2 separate regions of the Homo sapiens genome follow, and region 1 is linked to region 2. A link is a loop called in an ENCODE intact Hi-C map of the cell type or tissue named here. Cell type or tissue: MCF 10A. All regions are shown on one strand.

The links. Hi-C counts contacts between places; a loop is a spot of excess contacts. Peaks named below come from ENCODE experiments on the same cell type or tissue, not always from the same donor. Only the 100,000 strongest peaks of a DNase experiment are listed, where the experiment ranks them.
Region 1: it touches region 2 in a loop (7-fold over the local background); 8 of 110 quality-filtered maps call a loop at or near these places.

What each region holds. Positions count from the first base shown.
Region 1 is chr18:30,966,116-30,974,115 of GRCh38, reverse strand. No RefSeq gene overlaps it. Among named protein-coding and RNA genes, the nearest start is that of DSC3, 73 kb to the left of the region's middle. In MCF 10A, CTCF peaks have their summits at 2,558 (motif pointing right) and 3,733 (motif pointing left); a DNase peak (open chromatin) is centred at 3,705.
Region 2 is chr18:31,719,336-31,727,335 of GRCh38, reverse strand. It overlaps a transcript of B4GALT6 not described here, the pseudogene LRRC37A7P and the pseudogene LOC390846. Among named protein-coding and RNA genes, the nearest start is that of SLC25A52, 38 kb to the left of the region's middle. RefSeq lists enhancers at 2,419-2,918, 2,885-2,984, 2,214-3,413. In MCF 10A, a CTCF peak has its summit at 4,778 (motif pointing right); a DNase peak (open chromatin) is centred at 4,785.

The DNA.
Region 1 (8,000 bases), 750 kb after region 2:
ACGGTTTTTCTTCTACTTGGAATTCTTCCCATTCTCTTTAACGGTCTTTTATTCAAGCTAATTTGTATTAATTGTTGAAGAATCATCTTAACTTTATTGTCTTCCAAACCTTTAATACTGGGTTTTATTTTCCTGTGAGCAGTTACTCAAACTGTGTAACTGGAGAAAATTCACCACCGTTTCCTTCAATACCATCACCATCACTACCCATCGCTCACTTCCAGGTGTGTTGCTTGGTTAGAAGACTAAGTGGAAGAATAAAAGACTTACTCTGACTCCCTTTTATGTAAGAAAAAAATAAAAAATTCCTTGTTCATAAACCTAACCTTATATGCAAAGGGAAGACCTCCCATTAATTTTAATTTCAGAATGTCTGCTGTGTCTTTATGTAGCTAAGAGAGTCGTCAAAGGGTGTATGGCTCTGTAATGTACCCAATTTATTATTTGTTTTATATATATCAGGAAGCCTTGGAACATAGGCTTATAAAAAAGAAAAGGTGGTCAGGCATGGTGGCTCACACCTGTAATCCCAACACTTTGGGAGGCTGAGGCAGGAGAATCCCTTGAGGCCAAGGGTTTGAGACTAGCCTGGCAACATAGCAGGTCCCTGTTTCTACAAAAAAAAAAAATAATAATAATAAATAAAAAACCAGTTGGGCGTGGTTGTGAGCACCTCAGCTACTCAGGAGGCTGAGGTGGGAGGATCGTTTGACCCCAGAAGGTAGAAGCTGCAGTGAGCTACGATCGTGCCACTGCATTCCAGCCTGGGCACAGAGCAAGACCCTGTCTAAAAAAATAAAGAAAAAGAGGCCAGGCTCGGTGGCTCATGCCTGTAATCCCAGCACTTTGGGAGGCTGAGGTGGGCAGATCACGAGGTCAGGAGTTCGAGACCACCCTTGCCAACATGGTGAAACCCCATCTCTACTAAAAATACAAAACATTAGCTGGGTGTGGTGGTAGGCACCTGTAATCTCAGCTACTCAGGAGGCTGAGGCAGGAGATCGTTTGAACCTGGGAGGCGGAGGTTGCAGTGAGCCGAGATCGCGCCATTGCACTCCAGCCTGGGCGACAGGGCAAGACTTCGTCTCAAAAAGAAAAAAAGAAAAAGGAAAAGTAACAAACGGAAACCACCACTATTCTTTGGGAGACGAAGGATGCTGCCTCTATGAGCAATGGAAGGGGTTGTTTTAGGAAAATATGTCTTTTTCTTATTGTCAATTTAAGCTTTATGCCCTTGAAAATAATGTGTGTGTGTGTGTGTGTGTGTGTGTGTGTGTGTGTGTGTGGTTTATGTATGTGTGATGCATCTGCTTGTTGGGTTCAATAGTTACCAGCTGGATGAATAACTAGGAAGAAGGAAGCATCTTTGAATACCTCCCAGGGGGACAGTCTCGACTGCTATGGGAAGATTTGAAAAGTCAGGAGTTTTCTTAGAGAAACGTGGATCCAAGGACAGGGAGGAACTGCTAGGAATTGAGGTGCATCCAGAGGTGTCTGCTCTGAAGAATGTAACTCTTGGCAACGTTTTTTTATTACTATGGTAATGATCATGGTTAACATGCAGTTTTCTCCTCTAGGTTGTAACTCCTTTTTCTTTATCCCCCAAACACTTAGTACTATCTTACGTGCCCTTGTGGTCTTTTGGTTTGGAATCTTGAGACACAAAGGAGGAAGGCAGTAAAGTGCATTCTCCCACATTTACTGAGTTCTTCGTGGGGCAGCAACACCGTATTGGGTGGTGGTGGGTGATTTATGCAGTGACCAGCAGGGAATAGACTTGGAGAAGCAGCTGCTGGTGCAGAAGTGGGTAGACATGTGAAAGCTTCTCTTCCCTAGTATGTTAAAGGAGGGTGGTATCTGAATGAATAGAGATGATTCTCATACTCCAATGAAGTATTTCTGCATATAATTATGTGTTTACCATTTATTTTTTCCCATAGATGCCCCATGAAGCAGAAGTTAAATGAAACTTGTTTATCATTTATTTCTACTTACTAGCATACAGGACACCAAATAGCTTTTAAAAAAGTATTTTTTAAATTAATGAAACAGTAACTATATTTAGGGCTTAAAGTAGGAATATTTTATCACTTTTGGAACTGACCACCAGCTTAGTTCTAGTTAGTCGCAATTAGCTGATATTACAACTATTATTTCTTGTAAAAGGCAGTATGACTATCATCAAATTGAAATGATTAGAACATTTATAAATTAAATTGCATGTAAACAGCCAAGTGGGAATGTATATGGGTAGGCAGTTCAAAGGCAGTCTAACATTAGACCTCTTAGAAGCAGTGGTTAATTATTATTTACCCTTAAGATGTATGCAGTAAATTTTGAAAAGATGGATAAAGGAAATGAAAATCAAATAGATTTCCTAAAGAAAGTGGTCCTAACAAATTGAACTGTTATCTTAATGAAATTATAATAAGTTAGTTTGAGTTCAGAGATTACTCTAAAATTATCTTTCTGGATGTAATCACTGCAGTGTGGCACTTTTGAGGCAAATGTCCACTCCGTTTTCAGATCCAAAATGTGATTTAAGAAATGGCCACTAGATGGCAATATATATTGATAAATTCAATCATTTTCATGGTTAGGTCAAAGTTATATGGTGTACAATCTTCACAAAAATTGTTTAAAAATAAATGGAATGATTCACATCAGTTAAAATATATGAGAAACTTTAAAAATAGAGTTAAAAATTCTTTCAGGAATTTTGGATTTTTTGGGGGTTTTTTGGTTAACAAATATTCTGAGTGGACAACAAAGTAGATTGAAAGTTCAGTATTTGTGATGTCAACATGTCTGTTGTGAGATATTATGGATCCTGAAAAATAATAGTAACATTTTGGTTTATATCCTCTAAATTAGCATATATTAATAGCAGGGTTTAAAAGGCTGATACTAATGTCTATATCCCTTCTCTTCAAAAGGAAGAATGTGTAGAACGTCCCAAATGGAACTCTTTATAAAACATTTCCATACGGAACATTTTTTAGGTCAAGTACTGTTCTAAGTGAGGATTTTTAAGCATGACAGATAATAACATTTGAAGTATTTGTAGCCACATGAAGAAACAGGAAATACGCATAAAGTTAAAAAAGTATATGGAATATGGATATTTCAAATCCAAAGTAATTTTTGAGAAGATTGTAATTTTTAAACTTTGAAAAGTACCTAAAATTAATTGGATAGTTCATCCAGCTTTGAAATAAATTATATCCTGTTCTGCAGTGAATAATGGGGAAATAAAAAATCCTATATTAATGAGCCGAAATAACTTGATATAATCAGAATGGATTTTTGCACATTTTAATTTTATCATTATAAATGAAGGAAATGGGAGCAGAGACGAGAAACTGGGTATTCCTAAAAAAAGAAGCTGTAAGGCTGTCATGGATAGATCTTTTACATCTTCTCTAAAGCTATAATATTTCTCACTACAAATCGTGTTCAGATTGATAAAACTGTGAGGCTACAGGATACTACAGCATGAAAGACAGATTCTGTCATGCCCGTCTTACTGGATTAAAATTGAGAAATTTCTTGGTGAGGTGTCATTGCAACCACACACACGGGGAGAACTAAATATCACACACACTTTCCCCATGAATGAATTTGCCACCATTTCCATGTGTTAGGCAGGAAAGGATTGAAGTCTGATTAATAACCGCTGGTGGATGTTTTTGAATTAAGCAATCAATTTTGATTTATCGTCCTATGCTGCCATCCTGTGGTTACCTGAGAAATGAATAAAGTGGAGAAATCCAATGTTTAAAAAAATGGTTTGAGCCATCTGCTTCTGTGGCATAATAGAAAAAAGAGACTCAAGCAGATATGTGCCTTCTGTCTCTAGAAAGAATGACATTCACGGGCATTCTTTCATTTATTTTTCTCTATCTTCCACCCCTCAGAGATAGGCTGAGTTTGAAATAGTTGCTGCATAATGTATGAAGGAGAAAAATCCTGAGAGGACTTAACAGTTCTGAGAAATAATTGTCTCTTATTCTTACATATTTCCATGGCGGGAGGGAGGAAGGACATTTATTTTCACCTTAATTTTCATTTGATCAGGAGAACTCATTCCTTTCTGAACAGTTTGTCTAAACTAAGCTTTGAAAAATATCCATCATATCCACATAGTAATGAAAAAGCGAATGCTGATCAGCGCAGGGCTGGGCTGATTTATTTTGGAATGCCACTACTGCAGGGTTTATCTTTTTTTATCTTAATGAAACATGCTGCTATTATGCAAGTGTTCTTGCTATTACCTGCAGAATAATCTACCCTGTAATGGAATGAAAGTCTCTTTTAGGCAATGCAATGTAGAAATACTTTCACTTATTCACAGCAGATAATGAATTAGCTTCTAAAAGAAGGATAGCTTCTCATCACCTATTTATAATTTAAAACAAATGACTCGCTCTTTCACAGTTGCATTTAATGAAAAAGTAATTTTAAAACACTATGTTAACAATTAACTTAAATAATATTAATATTGGTCATTGTATTAATTGTGAAACCAATTAAAGTCATTAGTATATACCAGGAAGTTTTCTGTTGATAGTTCTATTTTACATAGCTATGATGAGGTTTAGCGTGTAGCTCAAACTCATAAAGGAAATAAGTTGAAAGAAAGGATTCTGAACTATTGATTCAGTTTTATGTTTAATTACTCATTCATACAGCCCTGGATATTACATTTCAGAAAACGTTAATTATTATAATTTTCATATGAAATACTTATTCCTGGCACTTTTATGTTAAAGTATTAACAAACCATGGCTTTGTCTGATTGAAAGGAAAGCTGAGATACAAACCCGCTAAAGTTTATTTTCCCTCATTTATAACTTCTAGTTACCTACTAAATGAGGACATTATTTGTTAAATACTACTGTGTTGAAAATCTAGCTGGGAAGAATATTGCCACTAAATAAGCCTTCTATCTTTGGAATACAGGTTGAATTTAGTAAACATCATATTAAAATGCAGTCATCTTATCAATTATAAGTACATAGTTACCATCATGACTTCAGGTTATATTTAATTTCCCTCTAGGAGGAAAAAGTTATATACATAACAGATGAAAAAGGTAAACAACCACTTACTAAGTAAATAACATAAAGCAATTCTCCATCAAAGCCTCAGTAATTACTTTGTGGAACAGGCTGCCCTTAATAAAATAATTAATTAATTTTTCCAAATGAATTATGCAAGCCAATATTTTTTCTTCATTAATGTTTTGTTGAAGTAATTAAGTTTTATTAATGAATAACAAAGAAGGAATTGGGTCTTTATTCTAACTGCTAGATATTAATGTGCTTAACTTGAACTAAATGTGTTTCCAGTATGTAATCAAATTTGAATCAATCAAGTCAATTTACCAGTCAAATGTCCTTTTGGAGCTCCAGCTGCTTCCTGTGAAGGCTCTTCACAGAGAACATGCAGAAAGTGACCCAGAAGACTCTGTGGTTCTGCCAAGTATCACATCAATTCTTAATTACAATCCGCTTGATTTTCTAAAGGACGCTACTGGTGCCTCACACAGAACTCTATTATCTGATTCTAATTATGATGAATTTGGATAAAAGCTTAAAATTCATCAGTGTAAAATAAATGACTATTAGCTGAGATGTCGGTTTCCTCTCCAAAGAAGTAAGAGGACAGAAAAAGTCATGCTGGTCTTAGCTCTACAAGAGTATGAATGCAGGCAGGTATTACCATTCAATTTCCATGAGATGTATGGCCTACAATTCTTAAAAGGGTATCTGAGGCCGGGTGCAGTGGCTGATGCTTGTAATTCCAGCATTTTGGGAGGCCAAGGCAGGCAGATCACCGATGTCAGGAGTTTGAGACTAGCCTGGCCAACATGGTGAAACCCCGTCTCTACCAAAAATAAAAAAAATAGCCAGGCATGGTGGTGCGCACTTGTAGTTCCAGCTACTCTGCTTGGGAGGCTGAGGCAGGAGAATTGCTTGAACCTGGGAGGCAGAGGTTGCAGTGAGCCGAGATCGTGCCACTGCACTCCAGCCTGGGCGACAGATTGAGACTCTGTATCAAAAAAAAAAAAAAAAAAAAAAAAAAGGGTATCTGAAAAAGAGTGACAAAACTCATTTTGTTTACATATCATTGCTGTCTACCTGGAAACAAAACGTATTGGTTACTGAATACTTTACACATGACATCATGATACAGTCTTACTCCTGAGACAAAGCCTGAGCTCACCCTTATATAATCTGTGGAGTATCTGAATAGGAACACATTCTCCAGATACCTGTATTTGTTAGTGGGTATGTGTTGCTTAAGTACCGGTATTTACTGATAACTGAAGTTGTTTTACTTGGTAGTTTTCAAAGCAAATCAATAGATTTAATGCAATTCCTATCCAAATTCCAGTTCTCACATATGCATGCATCTGTGTTTGTGTGTGTGTGTGTGTGTGTGTGTGTGTGTAGACATAGACAAACTTATATTAATACTAAGATTTTTACGGAAAGGCACAGGCACTAAAACAGCTAAAAATATCTTACAGCTTTTCTGTCTTGTGATTTACCTAGTGGACAGACTTCATTGCTACTACTCCTATGAAGGTTATGTTTTGCCATCACTGGGGTCTGGGTCTCTTTCCGTCTTACTCTCCTTAGAGCAGGCCAGCATTCTTTGAATCAACAGAAGCTCCACTCTACAGAGGTGACTGTAACACCAGTGATATTTCTCACTTGTCTCCATTTTTTAGAAAGAAACTTCCACATTTCTCATCAATACAGCTTTCTATTTTCCAGCTTGGTAGTCCTGAAATGAAGCATCAAAAGTTTTTAATTATGGGGCACCACACAAAAGATGATGATAGCATATCAAAATCAACATTTTACTTCTGAAAGAGCAATGAGTGCTTTGAGGTTCATTTAGGAAAGCTTGAGCAGTTCAAGTTTGGTTGTGTTTATATTATGACATTTATGATGACAAGCCATCTGGATGAAAAGTAGAAGTTCTGTGAATTAACCAGATGTGTCCAAATATCTGAATTTGCAGCATCAAAAGACTGACAGTTTTTATCTGAAGCTAATTAGCTCTTGCCTGACTGTCAGATTGGAGGATTATTACACCATCAATGGTGTGCATCTCTCAGGTGACATTTAGCTATCATCCCTTGATTGTAAAGAGTTGGTAGAGAGCCACTAAGAGTGGGGTCTTGGGAGTTAGACAACACCTGGCTTGAATCCTACTTCTCTCACCTGTTAGCTGGGCACCTTTGAGCGGACTATGAAACTTCACTCTTCAAATTATGAAAAATCTACAGTACAAAGATTTTAATCATGAATACCTTCTAGAGTGGATATGAGAGTTAATGCAATATAGGCATCATCTGGCATAAAGTATTAAATATGAGGTATAATTATTACATGCATTGGCTTTTTAAGTGTATAGATTTAGGGGTATGAGGGTAGCTGTGTTACATGGATATATTTCACAGTGGTGATATGGGGTTTTTAGTGTATCCATCACCCAAATAGTGTACATTGCACCCAAGAGTGAATGCATGCCTTTTTATCCACCTATATTAATGTTTTAACGGCAAGGACTAATTTAATATCTTCCGCAGTGCCTAATATGCAGAAAGTACTCAGTAAATATTTGTTATATTTGATAAATAAGTGTAACAAAATGCTATGTTACATCAGTTACTCCTTTCAGTATAGATTAGGTTTTTAAGTCCTCCAAGTTCCACCTCTGAGAGCTTCCATAAACTGATTAGTAGTGCCTTCTTTAGATAAGAAAGTCACAGCAGACACACCTCTTAGAAGAGTAGTTGAGAAAACTCAAAATTTTTTACTCTCAAAATTAAAAACGATGTCAAAATAGTTCATTTTACTTTCTATTACTGTGGATAAAAGTCTTTCCACTATCGATGAGAACAGTGGGGTTTAGAAATTTGCTGAAAGTTGCCCTGATGACAAATAGAAGTGGGATGTGAACTAGGTGTTGTCTAACTCCCG
Region 2 (8,000 bases):
GAACCAGGGGAATGCAACAACCATCACTGACAGTTTGTAGAGGACACAACATCTAGGAAAGAACTTTGATGAACAACAATGGTCAGAGGGAAGGGTATTAGCAATGAGAGTTTATGTTCTGGAAAATCAAAGGGCATGTCATTAACTTGATTTACAGAGCACCATAACCCCAATATCTCTGCTCCTGGCTACTTAATACCATTCAATGATGATTATTAGAAACACTTACAATGAACATAAAATAGGCTGCTTCTTCCTCCTTTAAATCATTACTAAAATATATCCTATGTAATAATCTGCAAAGAATTTAACATCATTTAAAACAGGATTAAATAAGCTCTTTGGTTATCTTTTAGAGGAGACTTAAAAGTTATAAATATTTGCATTGACTTAAAATTTTTTAATTGCAAAACAGTCCACTTATTTTAGTCAATTTCATATTGTTTTAGTCAACCCTACTAATACTGTCAGACTTTTCCTGTTTTTGAAATTGTCAGTAATATGTCAGAATTTTTTTTTTTTTTTTTTTTGAGACGGAGTCTCGCTCTGTCGCCCAGGCTGGAGTGCAGTGGTGCGATCTCGCTCACTGCAACCTCCGCCTCCCGGGTTCACGCCATTCTCCTGCCTCAGCCTCCCGAGTAGCTGGGACTACAGACGCCCGCCAACATGCCCGGCTGATTTTTTGTATTTTTAGTAGAGATGGGGTTTCACCGTGTTAGCCAGGATGGTCTCAATCTCCTGACCTCGTGATCCGCCCATCTCGGCCTCCCAAAGTGCTGGGATTACAGGCGTGAGCCACCACGCCCGGCCATATGTCAGAATTTTTGATCAGCAAAAAACCAATGCATCTTAATTAAAAAAAATAAATTAGAAGCAGGGCTGCGAGGACATATTCCAAGGAAGCCAGAGCTGGAGTTGGGGCCAGCTGGGCCGGTGACATGGAGCCCCTGAACCAGCAAACGCACAAGCAGGTCCATGAGATACATTCTCACATGGGACACCTGGAGACGGCAGACAAGCAGTCTGTGCACTTAGTAGAAGGTGAAATCCAAGCAAGCACAGACCAGATATTCAGCCATCTAGAACATCGGGAGATTTTGTCCAGCAAGGAGCCCCCTAATAAAAGGCAGAATGCCAAACTTCGGGTTGACCAGTTTAAGTATGATGTTCAGCACCTGCAGACTGCTCTCAGAAACTTCCAGCACTGGTGCTATGCAAGGGAGCAGCAGGAGGGACAGCAAGAAGAGCTTCTATCTCGAACCTTCACCACTAACAATTCTCAATCACAATCCTCTGACAACTATTGGAGATTATTATCTGTTTAAATTACCGGCATTACAATATCTCGACATGGAAACAACACAAGTCCCACTAACAACAATTGAGAACATCCCCATGATGACTCTTGAATTGGAAAAACTAGCTGTCAGCTTCTCAGTCTGCACAATTAATCAAGAAATAATGTGGAGCCACTGGTACAAATAATGAGGCATCTCCCAGAAGTTTAACTTCCTATCCATCCAATCTCTTGGACAGATAATACCAGTTAATTACTTTGAATGTGGCTCTAAAAGCTGAGTTGGGGGCTGCTTTATGACTGGAGATGGTTTGACCTTCTCAGGTGGCTCTGATGGCTGAGCTGGTATCTCCTGCTGCAGTGGAGGACTGACCTCTTCAGTGGACTTCGGAGGATGACCTGAGGCTTCCTGCTGGGTTGCAGATGGTTCAACCTCCTTAGGGGGCTCTGGTGGCTCATCTGGGAACTCTGCTGGACTGGAGAAGGTTCTACCTCCTTAGGGGGGTCTGGAGTCTGAGCTGGGGGCTATAATTGGGTTGAGGAAGAGCCCACCTCTTTGGAGTGTTCTGGAGGCTGAGCTGGGGCCTGTTCCTGGCTTGTTGTAAGTTTCTTACCTGGCTCTGGAGTTACCGTAAGCTCCACGTCCACAGGTTTGATTGTGACACTGGGCAAGTGTGAGTGCTGAACTTCACTCCAACTTTTCAATGGAACATTTACCTCATGATGTATCAATAGTGGGGCTAGGATCTCTTCAAAGGCAGGTAGCTGCTGTGCTGGAGCCTTCTGCTCTGTTGAAGAGTGGACCCCCTCAAGGGACTGTGAAGGCAGAGCTGGGGCCTCCAGCTTTGGTTGAAGAAAGTTCTACCACCTCAGGGAGCTGTGGAAGCTGCGCTGCAGCTTCTTGCTGGAGTAGAGGACTGGATCTCTTCAGTGGTTTCTGGATTTTGAGTTTCAGGCTCTAGATGGAACTGAGAAAGTCCAGCTTGCTCAGGAGGCCCTGGAGGCTCATCTGAGCTCACCTGGAGTTCTGGAGGCAGGCTGCCCAGATACAGTATATCCATACTTGAATCTAAATACCCATTCTGCAGAGTTTGTTTCTGACGCTGAGGTTTTGATACAAATCGGTATGGAGTTCCAACAACAACCTTGGCAAGCCTTTGATGCTGAGCTAGATCTTTCTTCCGGTTCTTGGGCGAAACAGTAAAGTTCCTTGCTTTTGATTTCTATCTAGAGGTGGAACAAGTATTTCATATGCCTGATGATCTGCAGCCTGATCTAGATCTACAGTTAGAAACTTACTTTTGAGGCAAAGAGGCCGAGCTAGGGCCTGGTTCTGATCCCAGTCTAGCATTGCAACCACCTCTGGGAGACTTCTGTGCCGAGTCAGCTTGTCATTCAGATCCCAGTGTGCAGCAGCGAACTGCTCTGGCCCCGGGGCAGCTCTCCAGCTGAATCCGTGTCCAAGAATGGAACCAAACTCTGAGCCAAAGTCTCAGTCGATTCCTGAAGCGGAGCTGACGTCTGGGAGGAAGCAGAAGACCCCAGGTAATCAAAGCTCTCCCGGGTCTGCCCGGGGGTGGGGAGTTAGCTCATGGCGGCGATTCGCGTGGGAGATCGGAGGAGCGGGAAGACCAGGGCTAAGTTGGCCCCAGGGAGTCAGAGGTCAGCTGGAGCGGGTCCTGGACCCACTCCAGAGGCTAAGCCGCCTGGACTAGTAGCCACAATAGTTGCCATGTGAGGAGGGGCCCGTGGGGCCCAGAGACGCAGCCGGGACAAGACAAGCGCTGGCGCCGCGCACTGAGCAGGAGCCATTAGGGCAGCCCCGAGACGCTGGCGCCCCTGGCAACCGCGCGCCCCATCCCGTCCTTTATTAACTACACCTTTATTTACGCAGCCTTTATTAGGCTCGGGTCCAGATCCGCTCCGCGTCACCAGGGCAATCTTATCCCACAATCCAGCCCAAACCTCCCTTCCGCCCTGCCCGGCCGGAACACCCCTCCCCTCCCCTCTGCGAGGAAGAATTTGGGCCGCGGGGTCTGCGGTCCCAAGACTCCAGCAGCCTGGTGGGGTGGGGTGGGGTGGGGTGGGTTGGAGGTGCGGCAGAGCTTCCCAAGGAAGTTATGGGACCTTGCCTCGGGATATTCAGAAGTGCCAGTCCAGTTCTGGCAGCCTGAACTCTTCCTCCTCCAAGCTGAAATCCGAGAGATGCTTTTCCTCCTCTTGGCCATAGGGAAAGCAACTGACCTGCAAAATGTGCGCCAGTTAGGGTGGCAGGCAGAGCACACATTACGGTCATTTATTCCAAAATGTTGCCATTTTCGCCAAACCTTTGATATCCTTTGTTGCATGTTTGGTAATTAATTCACCACCCTATTAGGCAGGGGCTGCCGGGGAATAAACGAGGACTCCAAATTTTCTGTAGGAGGGGTTTTGGGGGGTGAGCAATTCAGTCTGGGAGAGAGAAGGCCTTTAATCCTAGTGAATAGCTCTTTGCACTAGCCTGGGAGGAAGCTGAACTGTCATCCTGCCTTGACTTAACACAGCCTTTACCCTAGAAGCTACAGCGCCACTCTTCAGAGGTCTACCCTGTGTGCACACAGGGAGAAGACGCTTAGGTTGTTAAAGTCAGCATGTTAAATAATTTTCTGAAATGCGACTATAACTAGAACCCAGCTGACTTCCCCCATAGCCATTCTTACCTATCTTATTACTGATTGTCTGGTACAATCACAAAGTGCGGTGGTACTGACACCTACCTTTTAGGGTTGTTTGAGGATTTCATGGGATAATGAATGTAGACTGCTTTGCAAACAGTGAGCTTTCAATAAAAGGGATCTATTATAAAACAATAATTAAAAAAGAAATTAGAAGCCAATAAGAAAAACATTAACATTGTGTGATGGTGGAAATATGTATGCTATATTGCTAAATTATATGTTTAAATTTCAAAAAATTAAATAGTTCAAAAATGTAGTTTTCATATTTCATTATTCAGCTGCAGCCTGCAGTGAAAACATGTCTTTTCTGTACATTTTGAGTATGCCAAGATTTAAAATCCAACCTCATGATTAGTATGTAATTCATTTATATGTCAGAGGCTACACTCATAAACGTGAATAATCATTCCCAACTTCCTTTTCTAGCTGATATTTTTTGACCCAAATTGAGTAATAAAGAGGTCTTGGTATTTCATTAGTGATTGAAGACCTCAAATTCTCTTTTATTGTGTGTGATTCTGCCACTAAGAACGGGATCATAGTAGCGCTGTGGTTTATTCAAGTTCTGATTCTTCCCACCGTGATAGCCACTGACTGCCAACATTACCGGAACCACTGTTGCCAGATGAAATGAAGGCAAGTAGGCAGAGGAAAACCATCCTGTGAGCACCCACTTCAGGCCTGTGCTCCTAGGCTAAGCTGAGCCTGCTGATGAGGGAGTCACAGAGACGTTCATCTCAAGCACTTCTCAAAGCCGCCTCTAGGGGGCAGAACAATCACAAACCTGAGAGCACTACTGAGGAAGACTCATTGTAATGTGAGCAGCCACCCAGGATTCTGCATCCTTTCCTTATAAATGTTATGTGGTGTGCCTTTTAATTCCACTCACAATTGATTTGTTTTCATGATATATGGTACCAAGCTCTAAAGTTACAAAAATATATTCTTATTCTCCAGAATCAATATTACCCAATATTACCAATTCCTTATGTATTCTTCCAGAGAATACGTGTGTATGTGTGTGTGTGTTGTGTATACAATACCCTTGCTCCTTCCTCCTTCTATATGAATGGTAGTATCCATATACTCAATTCTGTATCTTGGTTTCACTTAATATTATCTTGGATGAGATTCTATAAAAGAATACAGGAAGCTTTTTTTTGTTTATGGTTGCAAATTATTCTAGCTATGTGTATACCATAATTTTTAAATACTTCAGTAAAGGGCATTTAATTATTTCTTCAGTACTACAGAATCTTGTGTATGCATAATTTCACTTATGCATGAGTACATCTGAGGGTGGAATTCCTAGTGTAGAATTCCTAGTTCGAAGGGTATGTGAGTTTGCAACTTGATAGATACTGCCAAGTGTATCAATCAGGGCTCTCCAGAGAAACAGAACCCACATACACACATACACACACACACACATACACACACAGAGAGAGAGAGAGAGAGAGAAAGAAAGAGAATTGGCTTACACAATTGTGAGGGATGATAAATCTGAAATCTGTAAGGCAGGATGCCAAGTTAGAAACTCAGGCAAGAGTTATTGTTGTAGTCTTGAGTCTGAAATTTGTAGGGCAGGCTAGCAGGCTGGAACTCAGGAAAGACACCTATGTTTCAGCCTGGAGGTAAATTCCTTCTACTCTGGGAAACCTTCGTCTTTGTTCTTAAGACCTTTAACTGATTGGATAAGACCTATCGACATTATCAAGGGTAGCCTGCTTTACTTAGCGTCAACTGCTTAAAGATGTTAACCACATCTACAAAATATCTTCATGGCAATGCCTAGACTAGTGTTTAACCAGACAACTGCACACCCTTGCCTAGTCAAGTTGACACACATTATTTTTTTTGTAAGTTTTTATTTTTTACAGTTTTGATTCATGATGGTTTATAATGTATATGTTAGGCATTCTACTATGGAAATGTAACACAGATGTTTAACATGAAGTTGCTGACATCCACTTTTGTTGGTTTTTTTTTATACTTTAAGTTCTAGGGTACATGTGCACAACGTGCAGGTTTGATGCATAGGTATACATGTGCCATGTTGGCTTGCTTCACCCATCAACTCGTCATTTATATTAGGTATTTCTCCTAATGCTATCCCCCACCCAGCCCCCCACCCCCCGACAGGCCCCGGTGGACATACGCTGTTACAAAGACTTTCTGAAGGACTCTCATGCACATACGCCTGTAACAAGAACTTCTGCCAAGAACTTCCTAAAGTGCAGCTTGCTACATGAGTCACAAGGACAGCAAGCAGAATGCACAAGAACACTTGCCTGACACACTGTCTCCACGAATGAACCAGTGTCAACTCCTGTGATGATCCCCTGTAACCAACATTCTCTGTTTGAAAACAAATGATGTATACTTCTCCCTTTTGCCTTTAAACACTTCCCCCTGCCTCAGCCACTTTGGATGTGCCTACGGTCTCCAAAGCCTGCATATCCCAGATTTGCAAATCTTCTGTGCACACCCAAATAAGCTTATTATCTTTGAAGGGTCTCTTTCTGTTTGTTATTTAGCTTGACAGGCCTAACTCTGGTCATGAGGACCCTATGGCACGGGTGGTGAGCAGGGTGACACACATGCCAAGGTGAGCAGGGTGACACACGTGCCAATTCACATTATTTCATTCCATTTCAATCCACACAGTCTCATTCAGGTCAATGTTCCATCTTCAAATTTCTTTCCCCCGTTCAAGGGGCCTCTTGGGGACAGGGAATTGAGGGACCTCTACTCCACATGGGTGGGCGTCAGTCCTTTTGGGAACTCCCTGGTTCCTGCTCCAGGTCTGGTGTCCTTTGAAGCGCTACTGATTAGTTGTACCTTGTGGTGTTGGATATCACGATGGCACCCATAGCTGAAGTCCTGCCATTTGCCCACAATTTTGCAGTCCTTGACATCTCTCCAGCCCAGGCCTCAGGGAGCCTGCTGGTAATCTCAGCACCTCTTTGCCCCTTCCCAGGGAACACACCAGTGTCTGGATCCACAGCACACTCTGCTCAGAAGTGAGGGACTAGGAGCGGTATTTCAGGTTCATCCACCTGTCTTTCTTCTTATTGAAACCACCTTTGCAAAATTACAACTGAAGAAATTATGACAGTGAAAGAAATTAGACCTAAGCAACTCCATCTTGCTTCTAACCTTTAAGCTGTCCTTGTTCATTCCTGGGCATAGGCCAAACTAACTTTAAGAAGAAATTCAGTTCATGGTTTGACTTTAAAACAAAATTAATAACAGCCCTTTTCTGAAAAGACCCCCTTCTTGCCTGGGGACCAGTCTGCCTTTGCAGGACTGACAAATTAGCTACAAGTTTAGAAATTACAGTTTAGGAGTCATGCAGCCTCTGGCTCCAAGAGTCTGAACCTCCCCACATTGCTCCTGGAGATAACATCACTACTGTAAAACCAAAGATCAGTGCTTGAGATATTTTGCAGACCCTGCACTTGATGGATCAGCTGACACCACCCAGACTGGTAATCTGGCTCGACCAGTTCTGCCACATCTATCCAGGAGCAGAGGACGGCAAGAGAAACTCACTTTGATCCGCTATGATTCCATCTCCTACCTGATCAAACGGCACTCCCCACTTACCCTACCCCTACTCGCCAAATTATCTTTAAAAACTCTAATCCCAGAATGCTCAGGGAGACTAATTTCAGTAATAATAAAACTCTGGTCTCCTGCACAGCTGGCTCTGCATGAATTACTCTTTCTCTATTGAAATCCCCCTGTCTTGGTAAATTGGCTCTGTCTAGGCAGCGGGCAAGGTGAACAGATTGGGTGGTTATACCATCAGACAGGGCATGATCTTTTTCTGGAGGCTCTCAGCTCCCTTAGGTTTTACAGGGTGAAGAAAACAACTAGCCCCAAGCTTCCTTCATATTTGCCTAGATGTGTCCATTGATTTTTCCCCTCCGGGAATTTGGTCTGGAGCAGGTTGCCAGATGAGTTGCCTCTTTTTGCTCCCC